Linked DNA regions of Homo sapiens: region 2 is linked to region 1. Evidence: read pairs that join two places in POLR2A ChIA-PET (ENCODE). Cell type or tissue: MCF 10A. All regions are shown on one strand. Each heading gives the region's core, and the rest is flanking DNA. Links, peaks and the distances in the headings are about the cores only. Region 1 has its middle 15 kb from the start of TMSB10. Region 2 overlaps KCMF1 (potassium channel modulatory factor 1).

What was found. ChIA-PET counts read pairs that join two places held together with the same protein. Peaks named below come from ENCODE experiments on the same cell type or tissue, not always from the same donor. Only the 100,000 strongest peaks of a DNase experiment are listed, where the experiment ranks them.
Region 2: POLR2A ChIA-PET joins it to region 1 with 5 read pairs; 14 of 35 experiments call an interaction of 5 or more read pairs at or near these places.

The regions. Positions count from the first base shown.
Region 1 is chr2:84,915,780-84,925,127 of GRCh38, reverse strand. It overlaps the pseudogene RPS2P17. Among named protein-coding and RNA genes, the nearest start is that of TMSB10, 15 kb to the right of the region's middle. RefSeq lists enhancers at 1-49, 4,603-4,792, 4,564-5,763, 5,743-5,802 and a cis regulatory region at 4,663-5,251. In MCF 10A, for the core only: no CTCF peak of the experiment used is centred there; DNase peaks (open chromatin) are centred at 4,797 and 5,077.
Region 2 is chr2:85,020,595-85,029,942 of GRCh38, reverse strand. It overlaps KCMF1 (potassium channel modulatory factor 1), which reads right to left. Exons shown (of 7, transcript NM_020122.5): 2 at 1,887-2,054. Among named protein-coding and RNA genes, the nearest start is that of LINC01964, 42 kb to the left of the region's middle. RefSeq lists an enhancer at 5,985-6,669. In MCF 10A, for the core only: no CTCF peak of the experiment used is centred there; no DNase peak of the experiment used is centred there.

The sequences.
Region 1 (9,348 bases), core at 4,084-6,583:
TTCTGGGGTTTAAATACCCTCTAGAGGTTTCCCACTGGCGACTTGGTGTACACTCTAAGTAAAAGAAATAGTGGCCCACTATCAGTCTGATTGGTTGCAGAAATTAACCAATCAGAGGCTGAAGTGAAGTTACAAAGTAACTTACACCTTTGTAAGTGTCTGATTGGTTGTGGAAAGCAACCAATCAGAGGCTGAAGTGAAGTTACAAAGTTACACTCCTATGCAAATATCTGGTTGCAGAAATCAACCAATCAGAGATACTTTCAATTTTCCGTCGGCCCCACAGAAAAGGGGGGTGGGGTTTGCAAAGGGAGTAGCCTCCAGTCCTTTTGTTACTTAGGTGTGGAAAGTTGGGGTTTTCCTTTTGATTTAGTTCTAGAAAGTCAGCGTGAATCGGCCTTAGGTTCCCTGCCTCCAGACCCTATTTTTCTGCTTCAGTCAGGAGGGGGTGGTCTGGGGATGTGGGGGGCAACTATGGGTTTGCCTTGAAACTCTATATGCCTTGTAAGGATGAAGCGTTTGCAGCTTAATTAAAACAGAAACATTTCCAGAGATGCCTTTATTCATGTTTATATGAGGATATTATAAGTGCTTATTTTATTTAAGAGGTTGATGAAGATTATAGTGGGGAAAAGCATCCCTTGGTACAGTTCAGGTCCTGGTGACAGGTTTGTTCACGAGCAGTGTTGGTGGTAAGGAAACTCTGATGGGTTTTAGCATTTTAGTGGGCTAATCCAGGAAGGAATGGGCTGCACCGGGATTACGTGGGTTGACCCCAGGGGAAGAGAATGAGAGGAAGTGTCAAGACAAAGGGAGAGAGGTTTGGGAAACTCCCCAGGACTGGGAGGAGCCAGAAGCCTGCAGTTTCCTCAAGGACCTGAGACTCTCACCCACTCTCTGTGTTCAGGGAAGTAGCCTCCCCTGTAGGAGCACTGATGTGGTAGATATAGTTAATAGTGGGGTGCAGGACCAGATTGAATTTCTTTTTTTTTTTTTTTTTAGACAGGGTCTCACTCTATTGCCCAGGCCTGGAGTGCAGTGGCTTGATCTTGGCTCACTGTAACTCCTGCCTCCCAGGTTCAAGTGACTCCCCTGCCTCAGCCTCCTGAGTAGCTGGGATTGCAGGTGTGTGTTACCACACCCAGCTGCTTTTTTTTTTTTTTTTTTGAGACGGAGTCTCACTCTGTCGCCCAGAGTGCAGTGGTGCGATCTTGGCTTACCACAACCTCCACCTCCCAGGTTCAAGTGATTCTCCTGCCTCAGCCTCCCAAGTAGCTGAGACTACGGGCGCACACCACCATGCCTGGCTAATTTTTGTATTTTTAGTTGAAACGGGGTTTCACCATGTTGGCCAGGATGGTCTTGATCTCCTGACCTCGTGGTCCTCCCACCTCGGCCTCCCAAAGTGCTGGGATTACAGGCGTGAGCCACAGCGCCCGGCCTAGGAAATGAATTCTATACAGAATAATCAGAGTGGTTCCTGTGCCCTTTGGCTGCTTGTGCAGTTAAGCACATTTATCATGACTATTATAAATTATTTCCTTTTAATTATAGCCAAGTTAATCATACACAAAATTTTTTATAGCTTTTCTTTTTATGAACCTTATCATGATTTACACAGACAATTTACAACATGCTTGAACTTTTTGTTTTGTCATAAATTTCCCTCTTTCTTAAATAAACAGTCATTTTACTGTAGGACAAAAATTTACCACATAAGATTATTTCTCATACAAAATTATTCTCTTTTCTTCTTAATCTTTGTTACCAAAAATACATCTTTACATCTGTGACTCTCTTTACATCTCTTTCACCTATTTACTAGTTTCTTTTTACCTTCTTTCATAAATAGGCTTTACATAATCTCTGTATTACATACAATTCTTTTTGTCAAAAGAATATAACTTTATGTCTTCCTTATATTTTTTTAAATGTGCATATTTTATACATAGAATTATATAACTAGAATCAATCCCTCCCTCCCTCCCTCCCCTCCCTCCCCTCCCTCCTTTCTTCCTTCCTTCCTTCTTTTTTTTGAGACAGGGTCTTGCTCTGTTGCCCAGGCTGAAGTGCTATGGCATGATCATGGCTCAATGAAGCCTCCAGCTCCTGGGCTCAGGTAATCCTCCTGCCTTAGCCTCCTGAGAAGCTGGGATTACAGGTGCCCGCCACCACACCCAGCTAATTCTTTGTATTTTCAGTAGAGACAGGTTTTCACCATGTTGGCCAGGCTAGTCTCGAACCCCTGACCTCCCACCTTGATCCACCCACTTTGGCCTCCCAAAGTGCTGGGATTGCAGGTGTAAGCCACCAAGCCTGGCCTAAGAATAAATTTATTATGAGTAGACTCATGCAATTATGGAGGCTGAGGAGTCCCACAATCTGCTTTCGACAAGCTGGAGACCCAGGAAAGCCTGGGCTATAATTCAGTCTGGGTCCAGAGACCTGAGAACCAGAGGAAATGATGATATGAATCTCAGTTTTGAGGCGGCAGAAGATAAAAGATGTCCCAGTTCAAGCAATGAGGCCGCATAAATACTGGGGAGGGCAATCTACTGGGCCCACCAGTTCAAATGCAATTCTCATCCAGAAACACCCTCACAAATATACTCAGAAACAACGTTTAATCTGGGTCCACTCAAATTGACCATAAAATTAACCATCACAGGCTCATACCAAGATGAGCATATTTTGGCTGGGTGCAGTGGCTCACTCCTATAATCCAGCACTTTGGGAGGCCGAGGCGGGTGGAGCACCTGAGGTTGGGCATTCAAGACCAGCCTGACCAACATGGAGAAACCCTGTCTCTACTAACAATACAAAATTAGCCAGTCTTGGTGGCACATGCCTGTAATCCCAGCTACTTGGGAGGCTGAGACAGGAGAATTGTTTGAACCGGGAGGTGGAGGTTGTGGTGAGCTGAGATCGCACCATTCCACTCCAGCCTGGGCAATGAGCGAAACTCCATCTCAAAAATAAAAAATAAATAAAAATAAAGATGAGCATATTTTGCTTTACCAGTTAATATGCTGAATTATGACAACAGATTTCCTAGTATTGAAATTTTATTGCATCCTTGGAATAAACCTTATTTGGCCATGTTTTGTTATTGTAATATACTTTTTTGATTAAATTTACTAGTATTTTATTTAGAAGTTTGCAACAATATTCACAGTAGATTTTGTTTTCAGGATCATATTTGCTTTGTAAATGTTTTGGAAGGCATGTTAGAGTGCTCCAGAGAGAAAGAGCCAATAGGATATGTATATATACAGTTGGCTTCTCATATCCAGGGTTTCTACATCAGGGAATTCAATTAATTGTGGATTGAAAATATCTGGGAAAAAAGCTTTTATACTGAACATGTATAGACTTTGTTTTCCTTGTCATTATTTCCTAAACAATACTGTTTAACAACTATTTGCATAGCCTTTACATTGATATTATAAATAATCTCGAGATGATTTAAAGTGTACTGGAGGATGTGCATAGGTTATATGCAAATACTATGCCATTTTATAGCAGGGATTTGACCATCTCTGGATTTTGCTATCTGCAGGGAGATAAGAATTCCTGTCCTACAGGATATATAACAAAATAGTGATTGTTTTAAGACGCTAAGTCTTGGAGTTATTTGATATGCAGCAATAAGCCAGAACAAAATGTGTTTAAGAATATAGTTTGGCCGCGCACGGTGGCTCATGCCTGTAATCCCAGCACTCTGGGAGGCCGAGGCGGGTGGATCACCTGAGGTCAGGAGTTTGAGACCAGCCTGACCAACGTGGTGAAACCCCGTGTCTCCTAAAAATACAAAAAATTAGCCAGGCATGGTGGCGGGCACCTGTAATCCCAGCTACCTGGGAGGCTGAGGCAGGAGAATCGCTTGAAACTAGGAGGCAGAGATTGCAGTGAGCTGAGATCATGTCATTACACTCCAGCCTGGGCGACAGAAAAAGACTCTGTCTCCAAAAAAAAAAAAAAAAAAAAAGAATATGGGCCGGGCACAGTGGCGCATGCCTGTAATCCCAGCACTTTGGGAGGCCGAGGCGGTCAGATCACGAGGTCAGGAGATCGAGACCATCCTGGCTAACATGGTGAAACCCCGTCTCTACTAAAAATACAAAAAAAAAAAAAATTAGCTGGGTGTGGTGGTGGGCGCCTGTAGTCCCAGCTACTCAGGAGGCTGAGGCAGGAGAATGGCATGAACCCGGGAGGCAGAGCTTGCAGTGAGCCGAGATCGCACCACTGCACTCCAGCCTGGGTGACAGAGCGAGACTCCGTCTCAAAAAAAAAAAAAAAAAAAGAATATGATAGTCCTAGCTACTTGGGAAGCTGAGATGGGAGGATAGCTTGAGCCCAAGAGTTCAAGGCCAGCCTGGGCAACATAACCTGGAACCCATCTCCCATAGATATGAGGGGCGACTGTATATAGATATATGAGAGGGGATTTATTAGGGGAATTGGCTCATGAGATTAGGGAGGTGAAAAGTCCCACGACAGACTGTCTGTAAGCTGGAGACCGTGGAATACCACAGTGGGGCTCAGTTCAAGTCCTAAAGTCTCAGAACCAGGGCAGCTGATAGTGTAATTCTCAGTCCAAGGCCAAAGGCCAAGAACCTGGGGGCTGCTAATGTAAGACCCAGAGTCCAAAGGCCAGGGAGCCTGCAGTTCTGATGTCCAAGGTCAGAAGAAGAAGGATGGCCCAGCTTCAGGAGAGAGAAAAAAAGAATTTGCCTTTTCTCTGCCTTTTGGTTCTATCTGGGCCCACAGCCAATTGGATGTTGTCCGCCCACACTGAGGGCAGATCTTCCTCAGTCAGCCCACCCACTCACATGCCAATCTCCTGTGAAAACACCCTCACAGACACACCTAGAAAGAATGCTTTACCAGCTCTCTAGGTTCTCGACTCCCCACTTTATTCAGTTTTGCTTTCTGTAGTTTTAGTTACTCCTGGTCAACCTTGGTCTGAAAATATTAAATTAAAAATTCCAGAAATAAACAATCCGTAAGTTTTAAATGGCTCATCGTTCTGTGTAACATGATGAAATCTCATGGCATTCCACTCTGTCCCTCCCAGGATGTGACTCATCCCTTTGTCCAGTGTTTCCACGTTGTATACACTACTCACCCGTTAGCTAGTCTCTTAGCAGCCATCTCAGTTACGAGTGACTGTCACAGCATCACAGTGCTTGTGTTCAACTGTTTAATTGTTCTATTTTATTATTAGTTGTTAATCTCTTACTGTGCCTAATTTATAAATTAAACGTTATCATAGGTGTGTACAGGGTTCGGTACATGTGTGGCTTCAGGCATCCACTGGGGATCTTGGAACATACCCTCCATGGATAAGGGGAGACTAGTGTATTACTTAATCAAGTCAAGTTGACAGCTAAAATTAACCATCACAGGAAGCATATGTCCTTTTCTAACTACTGAAACAAATTTTGAGGTATTGAAGTTATTGCTTTCTTGCAGCTTTGAAAGCAATCGTCTGTGAAACCATCTGGGCCTGGCACTCTTCTAAGTGGTAACAATGTGTGGGTGTGCACGCGTGCGCATGTGTGTATGTGTGTATGTGTCAGAGAGAGAGAGAGAGACATTATTCGGTGCATAGATTTATGGCTGATTTAAAAATATTGGACTGTCTGGCCAGGCATGGTGGCCCACGCCTGTAATCTCAGCACTTTGGGAGGCCAAGGCGGATGGATTACCTGAGGTCAGGAGTTTGAGACCAGGCTGGCCAACATGGTGAAACCCCATCTCTACTAAAAATACAAAAATTAGCCGGGCATAGTGGCGCAGTACCTGTAGTCCCAGCTACTCCGGAGGCTGATGCAGGAGAATTACTTGAACCTGGGAGGCGGAGGTTGCAGTGAGTCGAGATGGCACCACTGCACTCCAGCCTGGGTGACAGAGTGAGACTCTGTCTCAGGAAACAAAAACACGACCAGGCGTGGTGGCTCACGCTTGTAATCCCAGCACCTTGGGAGGCTGAGGCAGGCGGATCACCTCAGGTCAGGAGTTCAAGACCAGCCTGGCCAACATGGTGAAACCCCATCTCTACAAAAATACAGAAATTAGCTGGGCATGATGGCAGGTGCCTGTAATCCCAGCTACTTTGGAATCTGAGGTGGGAGAATCGCTTGAACCCAGGAGGGGGAGGTTGCAGTGAGCTGAGATGGTACCATTGCACTCTAATCTGGGTGACAGAGAGACTCCGTCTCAAAACAAAAACAAAACAAAACAAAAAAAGAAAACAAAAACAAACAAAAACCCAGTGACTTATATATCATAATAGAAGCTTATTCATCTTCCTGATAAAGATTAAAGATGTCTGGAAGGAGTAGTCCACGCCTGGTATAGCAACTCTGAGATCCCAGTCACCTTAATGCTTTCTGCTGCACCATCCTACATCAGTTTCCATCCCTAGTGTCATTTCGTGGCCCTGGGTGGGAGTGGGAGCTGGGCTTCTGCATTCAGTGGTCCTTGTGGTGGGCCAGGCCTGGCATGGGATGTACTGGTGCCCAGATCCAAGGAGAAAATGTCTGCTAGAAGCCAGGTGCCTGTGCAGATGAAATGGAAAAAAAAAAAAAAAACCTCAAACAGTGTGATGGTTAATTTTATGTGTGAACTTGGCTATGGTGTCAGCTATTTGGTCAAACACTGTCTAGATATTGTTGTGAAGGCATTTTGTAGATGTAATTAACATGTTCAATTAGTTGACTTGAAGAAAAGGAGATAGTCTTTGTGGGTGAACCTCATCCAATCAGTTTAAGGTCTTCAGAGAAAAAACTGCAGTTTCTCTGAGAAGAAGGACTTCTATCTTACGACTATAATATGGAAGAACTGCTTGAATTTCCATCTTGATGACCTGTCCTATGGATTTCAGACTTGTTAACCCCTGCAATCATCTGACCCAATGATACAGGAGTTAAAAAGAAATTATTTAGGCAGAGAGTGAGGGGAAGGAAGTCCTCGGTAAGGTTTTCCTTTTAATGAAAAGCAGCCCCCATATCATTTTCTTTTCTAACAAAGAGCAGCCTGTAAAATTGAGCTGCAGACATAGACAAGCAAGCCAGAAGCCTGCGTGGGTGAATGCTGGCAGTTATGACAATAGGAAAATGTTACCTGGAACTAGGCAAATTCAAAATGGCGCTCCACCTTCCCTTCTCTTTGCCAGCCATGTGTACAGTAAGGAGCAGACAACATGGTGACCACCAAATGGAAAGCCCATTTTCACAATAAGATTAGGATGGGGTGGCCAGCCTTCCTGAGCACTACGTAAGCGTCACACCTGGTCCAACCAATCTGTGGGCCCTACGCAAATCAGACACCACCTCTGCAAGCCTGCGGAGCACTCCCATTCTGGGCCAGATTTCCCATTTGGAATTCCCTCTCTCTCGCAAGATAGAGAGCTGTTCTCCTTTCTCTTTCTTTTGCCTAGTAAACCTCGGCTCCTAAACTCACTCATTGTGTGTGTCCGTGTCCTTGGCATGAGACGAGGAACCCCAAGTATTTACCCCAGACAAAAACAACAACGGCACTTCACCAATTTCTTAAAATCTCTTTCACTCCGTGTGTGTGTGTGTGTGTGTGTGTGTGTGTGTGTGTATCTCCTATTGGCTCTGTTTCTCTGGAAAACCCTGATAGAACCAACGAATAATTTGGGGACTCAGGAACCACTTTAGCTATTACTATTGATGTCAACACATTCCAAGGCCTGTTTACACAATCCCTGAAATTCAGCTTCCTTACTCAGCCCCCAAGCCATGTTGCTGGGTTGCATGCACCATGGCTTTCAGCCTAGACTGTGTGAGCGGTAACTATTATTGTGTCCATGGTTTGGTTTTCTATTCACTTTAATGGATCGTTCTAAAGGTAAATGTTTCCTGAATAGCCCAGTTTACTAGCTTTTATTTATTTCTTCAAAATTAGGGCACAAGATAAAATAATTTCATGATAGGTTAAATCCATTGTTGGTTTAGACCACATGCGTGATCTTCCACAGAGTTGGACTGAGTACTACTTATATATTACTCTCTCTCTCTCTTTGGAGACAGGGTTTCACTTACTTGCCCAGGCTAAGTAGAGTGACGCGATCATGGCTCACTGCAGCTACCACCTCCCAGGTTCAAGTGATCGTTCTACCTCAGTCTTCCAAGCAGCTAGAACTATGGGCATGTGTCAAGATGGCCAGCTAATTTTTGTCTATTTTTTGTAGAGATGCCAGTGGGCGGGGGGTGTCTCACTATGTTGCCCATGCTGGTCTCCAACTCCTGGACTCAAGTGATCCACCTGCCTCAGCCTCCCGAGGTGCTGGGATTACAGGCATGAGCCACTGTGTCCAGTCCACTCTTTCTTTTTTAAAAATCTATTTTCTGTGAATGATGAAATATTCGGATTCTTATTTAAAAAATTTTTTTTTCAGGCTTAATTCACTTTATTTTTCTTGTATAAAAACCCTATGTTGTAGCCACATCTGAAGCCTGGGTCCGCTGCACCGAGACTCTGGTGTGGGTCTTGACGAGGTGGTCAGTGAATTCCTGATAGGGAGACTTGGTAAATACAGTCTCCTTCCAGAGGTCGGGGGTCAGGTAGCTGTAGGTCTTAGAGATGGCATCAAAGGTGGCCTTGGCGAAGTTGCCCAGGGTGGCAGTGCAGCCCCGGGCTGAGGTGTAGCAGTCATCGATACCAGCCATCATGAGCAGCTTCTTGGGCACAGGTGCGGAGACGATGCCAGTGCCCCTGGGTGCAGGGATGAGGCGCACCAGCACAGAGCCGCAGCGGCCTGTCACCTTGCAAGGGACGGTGTGGGGCTTGCCGATCTTGTTCCCCCAGTAGCCTCTGCGCACGGGGACAATGGAGAGCTTGGCCAGGATGATGGCCCCACGGATGGCTGTGGCCACCTCCTTGGAGCACTTAACACCCAGACCGACATGGCCATTGTAGTCTCCGATAGCAACAAACGCCTTGAACCTGGTGCGCTGGCCGGCACGGGTCTGCTTCTGCACCGGCATAATCTTCAAAACCTCATCCTTGAGAGAGTCCCCCAGGAAGAAATCAATGATCTCAGATTCCTTAATGGGCAGGGAGAAGAGATAGATCTCCTCCAGGGACTTGATCTTCATGTCCTTGACCAAGCGGCCCAGCTTGGTGACAGGCATCCACTCCTTATCCTCGGCCTTGCCTCCGCGAGCTCCGCGGCCTCGGCACGGCCCCGTCCACTCCCGCGACCCCGGCCCCGGATGCCACTGCCGAAACCTCCGTGGAAGCCACCGCGGTTCCCTATCCCATGGCCACCAGGGCTCTGGGCCCCCCCGCTGCACCGGCGTCATCCGCCATTTGGTG
Region 2 (9,348 bases), core at 3,549-6,048, 110 kb before region 1:
GGGAGGCCCGCAAGTGGATCACCTAAGATTAGGAGTTCAAGACCAGCCTGGCCAACATGGTGAAACCCTGTCTCTATTAAAAATACAAAAAAAATTTTCTGGGCATGGTGGCGGGCACCTGTAATCCCAGCTATTCAGGAGGCTGAGGCAGGAGAATCGCTTGAACCCAGGAGGTGGAGGTTGCAGTGAGCTGAGATGGCGCCATTGCACTCCAGCCTAGGCGACAAGAGTGAAACTCTTGTCTCAAAAAAAAAAAAAAAAAAAATTATAGCATGAAACATTTATATATTTTCTTACAATGTCTTCTAATCAACTGTAGAAACAATCTGCCTTTTTTTTTTTTTGAGATAGCGTCTTGCTTTGTTGGCCAGGCCGGAATGTAGTGGCACAATCAGGGTTCACTGCACACTTGACCTCCTGGGCTCAAGTGATCCTCCCATCTCAGCCTCCCAAGTAGCTAGGGCTACAGATGCATGTGCGCCACCACATCCAGCTAATTTATTGTATTTTTCGGGGGTGGATGCAGAGACAGGGTTTTTGCCATGTTGCCCAGGCTCATCTCAAACTCCTGGGCTCAAGTGATCTGACCATCTTAAGCCTCCCAAAGGGCTGGGATTACAGGCGTTAGCCACCATAACCAGCCAACAATCTGTTTTCTGGTCACTACAAAAGCTATTATTGCTGGGCATGGTGGCTCACGTCTGTAATCCCAGCACTTTGGGAGGCGAAGGCAGGTGGATAACTTGAGGTCAAGACCAGCCTGGCCAACATAGTGAAACTTCATCTCTACTAAAAATACAAAAAAATTAGCTGGGCAAGGTGGCACACACCTGTAGTCTCAGCTACTCAAGAGGCTGAGGCACGAGAATTGCTTGAAGCCAGGAGGCAGATGTTGCAGTGAGCCGAAATCCGGCCACTGCATTCCAGCGTGGGCGACAGAGTGAGACTCTGTCTTAAAAAAATAAAAAATAAAATAAAATAAAGCTATTATTTGTGTGTTAATAGCACGAACAAAAGACAGAGCATATTTCTTCTTTACTGAAGCACTCTTCTATTTCATTCCTTGTCAGTTGTGTATATTTCTGAATGGTTTTTTTAAACAAGTAAACTATGATTAAGATGAACAGACAGAATTACTTAGTACGTAAAAAGTAAGGCCGGGCGCGGTGGCTTACGCCTGTAATCCCAGCACTTTGGAGGCCGAGGCAGGTGTATCATTAGGTTAGGAGTTCAAGACCAGCCTGGTTAACATGGTGAAACCCTATCTCTACTAAAGATACAAAAAATCAGCCGGGCATGGTGGTGCACGCCTGTAATCCCAGCTCCTTGGGAGGCTGAGGCAGGAGAATCGCTTGAACCTGGGGGGTGGAGGTTGCAGCGAGCTGAGATCACGACATTGCACTCCAGCCTAGGCGACAGGGTAAGACTCCTCAAAAAAAAAAAAAAAAAAAAAAAAAAAGCCAGGCACAGTGGCTCACGCCTATAATCCCAGCACTTTGGGCGGCTGAGTCGGGCAGATTGACTGAGGTCAGGAGTTCGAGACCAGTCTGGCCAACGTGGTGAAACCCTGTCTCTACTAAAAATACAAAAAAATTAGCCAGGCGTGGTGGTGTGCACCTGTAATCCCAGCTACTCGGGTGGCTGAGGCAGGGGAATTGCTTGAACCAGGGAGGTGGAGGTTGCAGTGAGCCAAGATCGCGCCATTGCACTCCAGCCTGGGCAACAAGAGCGAAACTCCGTCTCAAAAAAAAGTAAGATTTATTTCATGTTTAATGAATTTGGGGCTTATGGTATGCTGCTGGGGAGTTTTAGAACACTTTGCCTTTACTTCTTCAACGTACATAAAATTCTAAATGATGTAATTCATTAAATTTTTAATTACTTACCAAAATCTACCCTTGTTAATATGCACTGCATTGGGTGGTCAGTTGTATGCCTTGTTGTTGTTGCACCACTTTCATAACAAGATGCACAAAGATCGTAATCGTAGCAAATTAAACACTTATATCTGCGACCTCGAAAATTTCCTTTTAAACATGCATCACAGCTGACACCTATAAAAAAAAGAAATATCTTTAGTTACCAGTTGTAAAGGCCACTCTTGATTTCATTTTTATGAATGTTTCAGGTGCTCATTTAACCTCATATGTCCTTTCCAAAATGACTAGAAATGACTTAGTAAAATGATACGGGAAGTTTTAGCCATGTGCTGGATTCATTACTCTGATTTATACTCCACATGAAAATAATTTAAAATGACTGATACAGGCTGGGTGCAGTGGCTCACGCCTGTAATCTGAGCACTTTGCGGGGGTCGAGGCGGGTGGATCACTTGAGGTCAGTAGTCCAAGACCAGCCTGGTCAACATGTTGAAACCCCGTCTCTACTAAAAATGCAAAAATTAGCTGGGCGTGGTGGCTGGCACCTGTAATCCCAACTACTTGGGAGGCTGAGGCATGAGAATTGCTTAAACCCAGGAGGTAGGGTTGCAGTGAGCTGAGATCGCGCCACTGCACTCCAGCCTCACAACAGAGTGAGGCTTTGTCTCAAAAAAAAAAAAAAAAAAAAAAAAAAAAGCCTTGATAAGCCAGCAAGAAGGTAAAAACCAAGACGAAGAGGAACTGGTGACTGGAAGCACTAAAGAAGGCTTTTCACCATGAGGGTATTTGCCCAAGCAGGTAAAAATCTAAGCTTAAGGTCCACAGCATTATTGGACAAAGGCCTAGTGAAGGTGGGATAATTAACAGAAGATTCCTCATAAAACCAAGACCCTAATATACTCTCAATGCATGGGTAGGCTAGAAATCCTCCCTAGGGGATTACAAAAATTACCCCAGTGAAAGCCCCCTGCCCTAGGGGCACAAAATAACACAAAAAGCCATAACCACAAACCAGTCCTCATGGGTTTATAGCCCAAATTCTATCAAATGGTTCCAAAGACCTTGGGTCAAGAATTTTAAGTGGTCTTAAATTAGAATTGATACCAAGCATCTGGCATATATAAACATCCAAAGAATAAGTTCATAATTTAAACCATAAAATACACACAAAAAAACAAAGCACCATCAGAAAGAACTAGCAGGAGCAGCAGAATCAGTCATGAGTTCATATCAGAATTGGGGCATCAAATAATTCTTGACCTGTTAAAAGAAATAACTGGGTGTGGTGGCTAACACCTATAATCCCAAGCACTTTGGCAAGGCGAGGCAGGGGGATGGCTTGAGGCCAGGAGTTCAAGACCAGCCTGGGCAACATAGAGAGATCCTGTCTACAAAAAAATTTAAAAATTAGCTGGGCATTGTGGCCTGTGCCTGTAGCCTTAGCTACTTGGAAGGTTGAGGTGGGAGGAATGCTTGAGCCCAGGAGCTCGAAGCTGCAGTGACCATGATCAAACTACTGCACTCCAGCTTGGGAACAGAACAAGACCCTGTCTGGAAAAAATAAAAATAATAATAATAATAATAATAATAATAATAATAATAAAGGAAAGAAAGAAGCTTGAACAGGGCTGGGTGCCATAGCTCACACCTGTAATTCCAACACTTTGGGAGGCTAAGACAAGAGGGCTGCTTGAGGCCAGGAGTTCAAGACCAGCCAAGGCAACATAGAGAGATCTCATTTGTATTTGTTTAAAAAAAAAAAAGTTAAAATATGCCAGGCGCAGTGGCTCACGCCTGTAATCTCAGCACTTTGGGAGACTGAGGTGGGCGGATCACCTGAGGTCAGGAGTTCAAGACCACCCTGACCAACCTGGTGAAACCCCATCTCTACTAAACATACAAAAATTAGCCGGGCGTGGTGGTGGGCGCCTGTAATCTCAGCTACTTGGGAGGCTGAAGCAGAAGAATGGCTTGAACTCAGGAGACGGAGGTTGCAGTGAGCCGAGATCATGCCACTGCACTCCAGCCTAGGCGACAGAGTGAGACTCTGTCTTTAAAAAATATTTTTAAAAAAGTTAAAATTTAAAATTCTGTAGGTGGGTTTCATAGTTTTATTCACATGTGATCTGCTTGTTTATGCTGAAAACCCAAATACAGCTAAGTTATTAGAAGCAGTAAGCAAAGCTGTTAGATAGAGACCTCCTAAATAAAGTACTGATTGTATTTCTTCACTGCAAAACAGACAGAAAAACATATTATTAAAAATATGTCATTTATTACAAAAAAATTAGTGAGGCATGGTGGTGTGTGCCTGTAATCTCAGCTACTCGGGTGGCTGAGGGAAGAGAATCACTTGAACCCAGGAGGCAGAGGTTGCAGTAAGCTGAGGTTGCGCCACTGCACTCCAGCCTGGGTGACAGAGCGGGACTCCTATCTCAAAAAACCAAAAAAATGTCATTTGTGATTCCATCGAGATGTGCCAAATTCAAAGAGAAGGAAAGTAGAACAGTGGTTGCCAGAAGCTTGAGGAAAGGGAGAACGGGGAGTTACGGTTTAGTGGGTAGAGAGTTTTCAAGTTTGGGATAATGGAAGAATTCTGGAGATGGACAGTGGTGATGGTTCCAAGAATGTGAATATACTTAATGCTACTGAACTGTACACCTAAAAGGGGTTAAAATAAATTTTATGCTATGTATATTTTACTGCAATAAAAAAATAAGCCATTTGCAACAGCATTTTAAAAAAGTGCCTATGAATAAATCTAACCAAAGATAGGCAGCCCTTTATGAAGCAAATTAGTAAAAATGTATTCAAAGACACTAAAGGACTTTAAAAAATATAAATACCAACTTCATGGACTGGAAGGTTCATAATAAAATGTCAACAGATTTGTGGATTCAATACAATTAATAACCAAAATTTAAAAAGAATTTTTTTGTGGGGCATGGTAAGCTGACTCAAATGTTGATGCAAGTTACAAAAAGGGCCAAGGAGAGTCAAGATGCTCCCAAGAAAAATGAGATAGAGGGACTTGTTTTATATATCAAGAGCTAAACTAATAAATAATAAGTAACACCATAACAAATAATAAACCTATAATAACTACAGTAAGATGGAATGGCACCAGGGTAGAGACAAACTGGCCCATGGAATAGAACGGAAAGACCAGAAACAGATGTTGAAATCTGTTTTACAACAGCAAGGTCACTAAAGAGCACTGAGAAAAAAAGGGAATGGACAATAAATGGTGCTGAACAGGTGATTATCTGCATGTGGGGAAAACAGAATTGGATCTCTCCCCATATCCTATACACACAAAAAATCAATTCCACATGGTTTAAAGACGGATTCAAAAGAACAATGAAAAATATCTCTAGAAGACAATATAGAATATTTTTATGAGTCTAAAGTAGAAAACAATTTCTTAAATCTTTCTCTTTCTCACACACACACGCGCACACACACACACACACACACACTCTCTCTCTCTCTCTCTCTCTCTCTCTCTCACTCTCCAAATCAAAAAGTAAGAGATAAGTCCAACTACGTTAAGACTTTTTCTTCATCTTTTGTTTTTGTTTTATTCTTTTGAGATAGAGTCTCACTCTGTCGCCGGGGCTGGAGTGCAATGGTGAGATCTTGGCTCACTGCAACCTCCGCCTCCTGGGTTCAAGCAATTCTCCTGCCTCAGCCTCCCAAGGAGTTGGGATCATAGGCGCCTGGCACCATGCCCAGCTAATTTTTGTATTTTTAGTAGAGACGGGGTTTCACCACGTTGGCCAGGCTGGTCTCGAACTCCGGGTGATCTGCCCGCCTGGGCCTCCCAAAGTGCTGGAATTACAACAGGCGTGAGCCACCACGCTCGGCCTTTTTCTTCGTCTTTTCACAGCCTACATTGATTGAAAATATAAGGTTCAGAAACTGGCGATATGTACAACATACATGACAGACAAAAGTTTGGTATTCAGAATGCATTATGAACTCTTACATATCAGTAAGTAAATGATGAATGCTTAGTAGAAAAATGGAGAAACCTGTCAAAGGGCACTCAAAGAACAACAAACATAAATGGCCAGTAAACATATGAAAAGATGCTCAATCTCATTAGTCATCAAAGAAGTGCATGATTAACATCCGTGAGCTAGCATTTTACATTTACCAAACCGGTAAGAAACTACAAGTTTCATGATATCAAGTGTTAGTGAAGATAAAGGGCAGCAGAAGTGCTTATACCCTGCTGGTAGGAGTGTAAATCAGCACAACCACTTTGAAAAATTTGTTCATATTTTTAGTCAAGTTAAACACATATACCTCCTATGATACCGTAATTTCACTCTTAAATAAATTCCCGGGGAGGGAATCTTTTGTCTGTGTGCACCTAGAGAATGTGGAAGAATGTTGACGGCAGTTTTTGTAACTGAATTTTAAAAAGGCTACTCAGGGGCTGGGCGCGGTGGCTCACGCCTGTAATCCCAGCACTTTGGGAGACCGAGGCGGGCGGATCACAAGGTCAGTAGATCGACACCATCCTGGCTAACACGGTGAAACCCCGTCTCTACTAAAAATACAAAAAAAAATTAGCCAGGCGTGGTGGCGGGCGCCTGTAGTCCCAGCTACTCAGGAAGCTGAGGCAGGAGAATGGCGTGAACCCAGGAGGCGGAGCTTGCAGTGAGCTGAGATCGCGCCACTGCACTCCAGCCTGGGCGAGAAAGTGCGAGACTCCGTCTCAAAAAAAAAAAAAAAAAGGCTATTCAGATTCAAAGGCTCAACAGTTCAATATGCACAGAATGAATTGGAAAAAGAATGAATCACAGCAACGGTAAGAACATCTGCCTCAGATGAGTGAAAGGAAATTTCAAAGAATACATACAGTATTGGCCGGGCGCGGTGGCTCACGCCTGTAATCCCAGCACTTTGGGAGGCCGAGGCGGGCGGCTCATGAGGTCAGGAGATCGAGACCATCCTGGCTAACACAGTGAAACCCCGTCTCTACTAAAAATACAAAAAATTAGCCAGGCGTGATGGCGGCCGCCTGTAGTTCCAGCTTCTGGGGAGACTGAGGCAGGAGAATGGCGTGAACCCAGGAGGCGGAGCTTGCAGTGAGCTGAGATCAGCCACCGCACTCTAGCCTGGGCAACAGAGCGAGACTCCGTCTCAAAAAAAAAAAAAAAAAAAAGAATACATACAGTATAAAGTTGAAAACCAGTATCTAGTTTAGGAAATCAAACATGTAGTAAAACTATAAAAGGAAAATGAGGGAATGATAAAATTTTGGTCAGTGGCTCCCTCTGGGGTTTAAGGTGATGAAGAGATGAGTATGTGAAGCTTTTACGGATCTTGAAATGCAACGTTTTTACATCTGGCCAAGAGGATCTGTAGTACCATTCTTCTCTTTTGCATTTATTTTATGAAAATTCTCATATATCCAACCAATATTTTATTTTTAAAAGTCCCTTCCTTCTAAACAAAAACAAACAAACAAAAAAACAGAAAGCAAAGCTGGAATTGTTTACAACAACCTTTGGGCTGTCAGTGGACTGTCAGGTGGAAAACTGGAAAACCAACATAGTTTTGGCAGATTGTAGATTTTTGAGACAAGGTCTCACTGTCACCCTGGCTGGAGAGCAGTTGCACAATCTCGGCTCACTACAGCCTCGACCTCCTGGATTTAAGCAATCCTTCTACCTCAGCCTCCTGAGTAGCTGGGACTACTGGTGTGCGCCACCATGCCCGCATAATTTTTGTATTTTTTTTGTAGAGATGGGATTTCGCCAAGTTGCCCAGACTGGTCTCAAACTCCTGGACTCAAGCAATCTGCCTGTGTCAGCCTCCCAAAGCACTGAGATTACAGGCATGAGCCACCGAGACCAGCCTAGGTTGTAGATTCTTATTGTTTGTTGAATGAATATGTTTTTATTAAAACAAAAAACAACAACAAAAAAAACAGGCCGGGCGTGGTGGCTCACACCTGTAAGCCCAGCACTTTGGGAGGCCGAGGCAGGTGGATCACCTGAGGTCAGGAGTTCAAGACCAGCCTGACCAACATGGTGAAACCCCATCTCTACTAAAAATACAAAAATTAGCCAGGCGTGGTGGCAGGCACCTGTAATCCCAGCTACTCCGGAGGCTGAGGCAGGAGAATTGCTTGAACCTGGGAGGCGGAGGTTGTAGTGAGCCGAGATCGCACCATTGTACTTCAGCCTGGGGAACAAGAGCAAGATTTCTTCTCAACAAAACAAAACAAAACAAAACACCATGGGATTCCCTGTTATTACTTAGCCATTAACAATAAGCACTTAGACAAATCAATGTTCTCTGCTCAATTTCTCTTCATCTATGAAGTTTGCTACGAGAATCAAATGAGGAAAAAAAAAGACATGAAAGCCCTAAATTTTAAAATGGTAGTATTATCTCATTCAGATGCAGTAAGATTTTTTTTTTTTGTGACAGTCTCGCTCTGTTGCCCAGGCTGGAGTGCAGTGGCGCAATCTTGGCTCACTGCAAGCTCTGTCTCCTGGTTTCATGCCATTGTCCTGCCTCAGCCTCCCGAGCAGCTGGGACTACAGGTGCCCACCACCACACCCGGCTAATTTTTGTACTTTTAGTAGAGACAGGGTTTCACCACATTGGCCAGGATGTTCTCGATCTCCTGACCTCGTGATCCGCCCGCCTTGGCCTCCCAAAGTGCTGGGATTACACGCGTGAGCCACCGCGCCCGGCTGCAGTAAGATTATTTTATCGCTTTCCCAGAATACAATTTGATCTCAATAATATACACCTTTTAAATTAGTTTTCAAAATATCCTTCGAGATCCTTGAGATCTCAAAAGCTGCAGTGAGACTCCCCGATCAACTTAAGACAACCAAATGATGGCATCATGGCAGCAATTTTTCAGCAAATTCAACAAATATCGATTATCTAATATGTAATATGTTTTAGGTGCTGAGGATACAGCAATGAACAAAACAAAGCCCTGCCCCCAAGAAACTAACATTTAGTGCGTGAAGACAAGCATAAAAATAAAAGTTGGCTAAGTGTGGTGGTGCATGCCTGTAGTCCCAGCTACTCAGGAGGCTGAAGTGGGAGAATTGCTTCAGCCCAGGAGGTCGAGGCTGCTGTGAGCTATGATCATACAACTGCACTCCAGCCTGGAGACAGAGCAAACCCTGACTCCAATAAAAGAAAAAAAGTTGTAGAGCAAGGTGGAAGTAAGTGCTATGGAGAAACATAAAGCAGTGAAGGACAGCGTGGGCAAAGAAAGTATTACTAAAAAAGATACCTGAGCAAAGAGATGGAATACTTAAAAATTTTCTTATTCAAAATAGCTTCCAGGTCAGGCGCAGTGGCTCAGGCCTGTAATCAATACGAACACTTTGGGAGACTAAAGGGAACAGATTGTTTGAGTGCAGGAGTTTGAGACCAGCCTGGGAAACATGGAGAAACCCAGTTTCTACAAAAAACATACAAA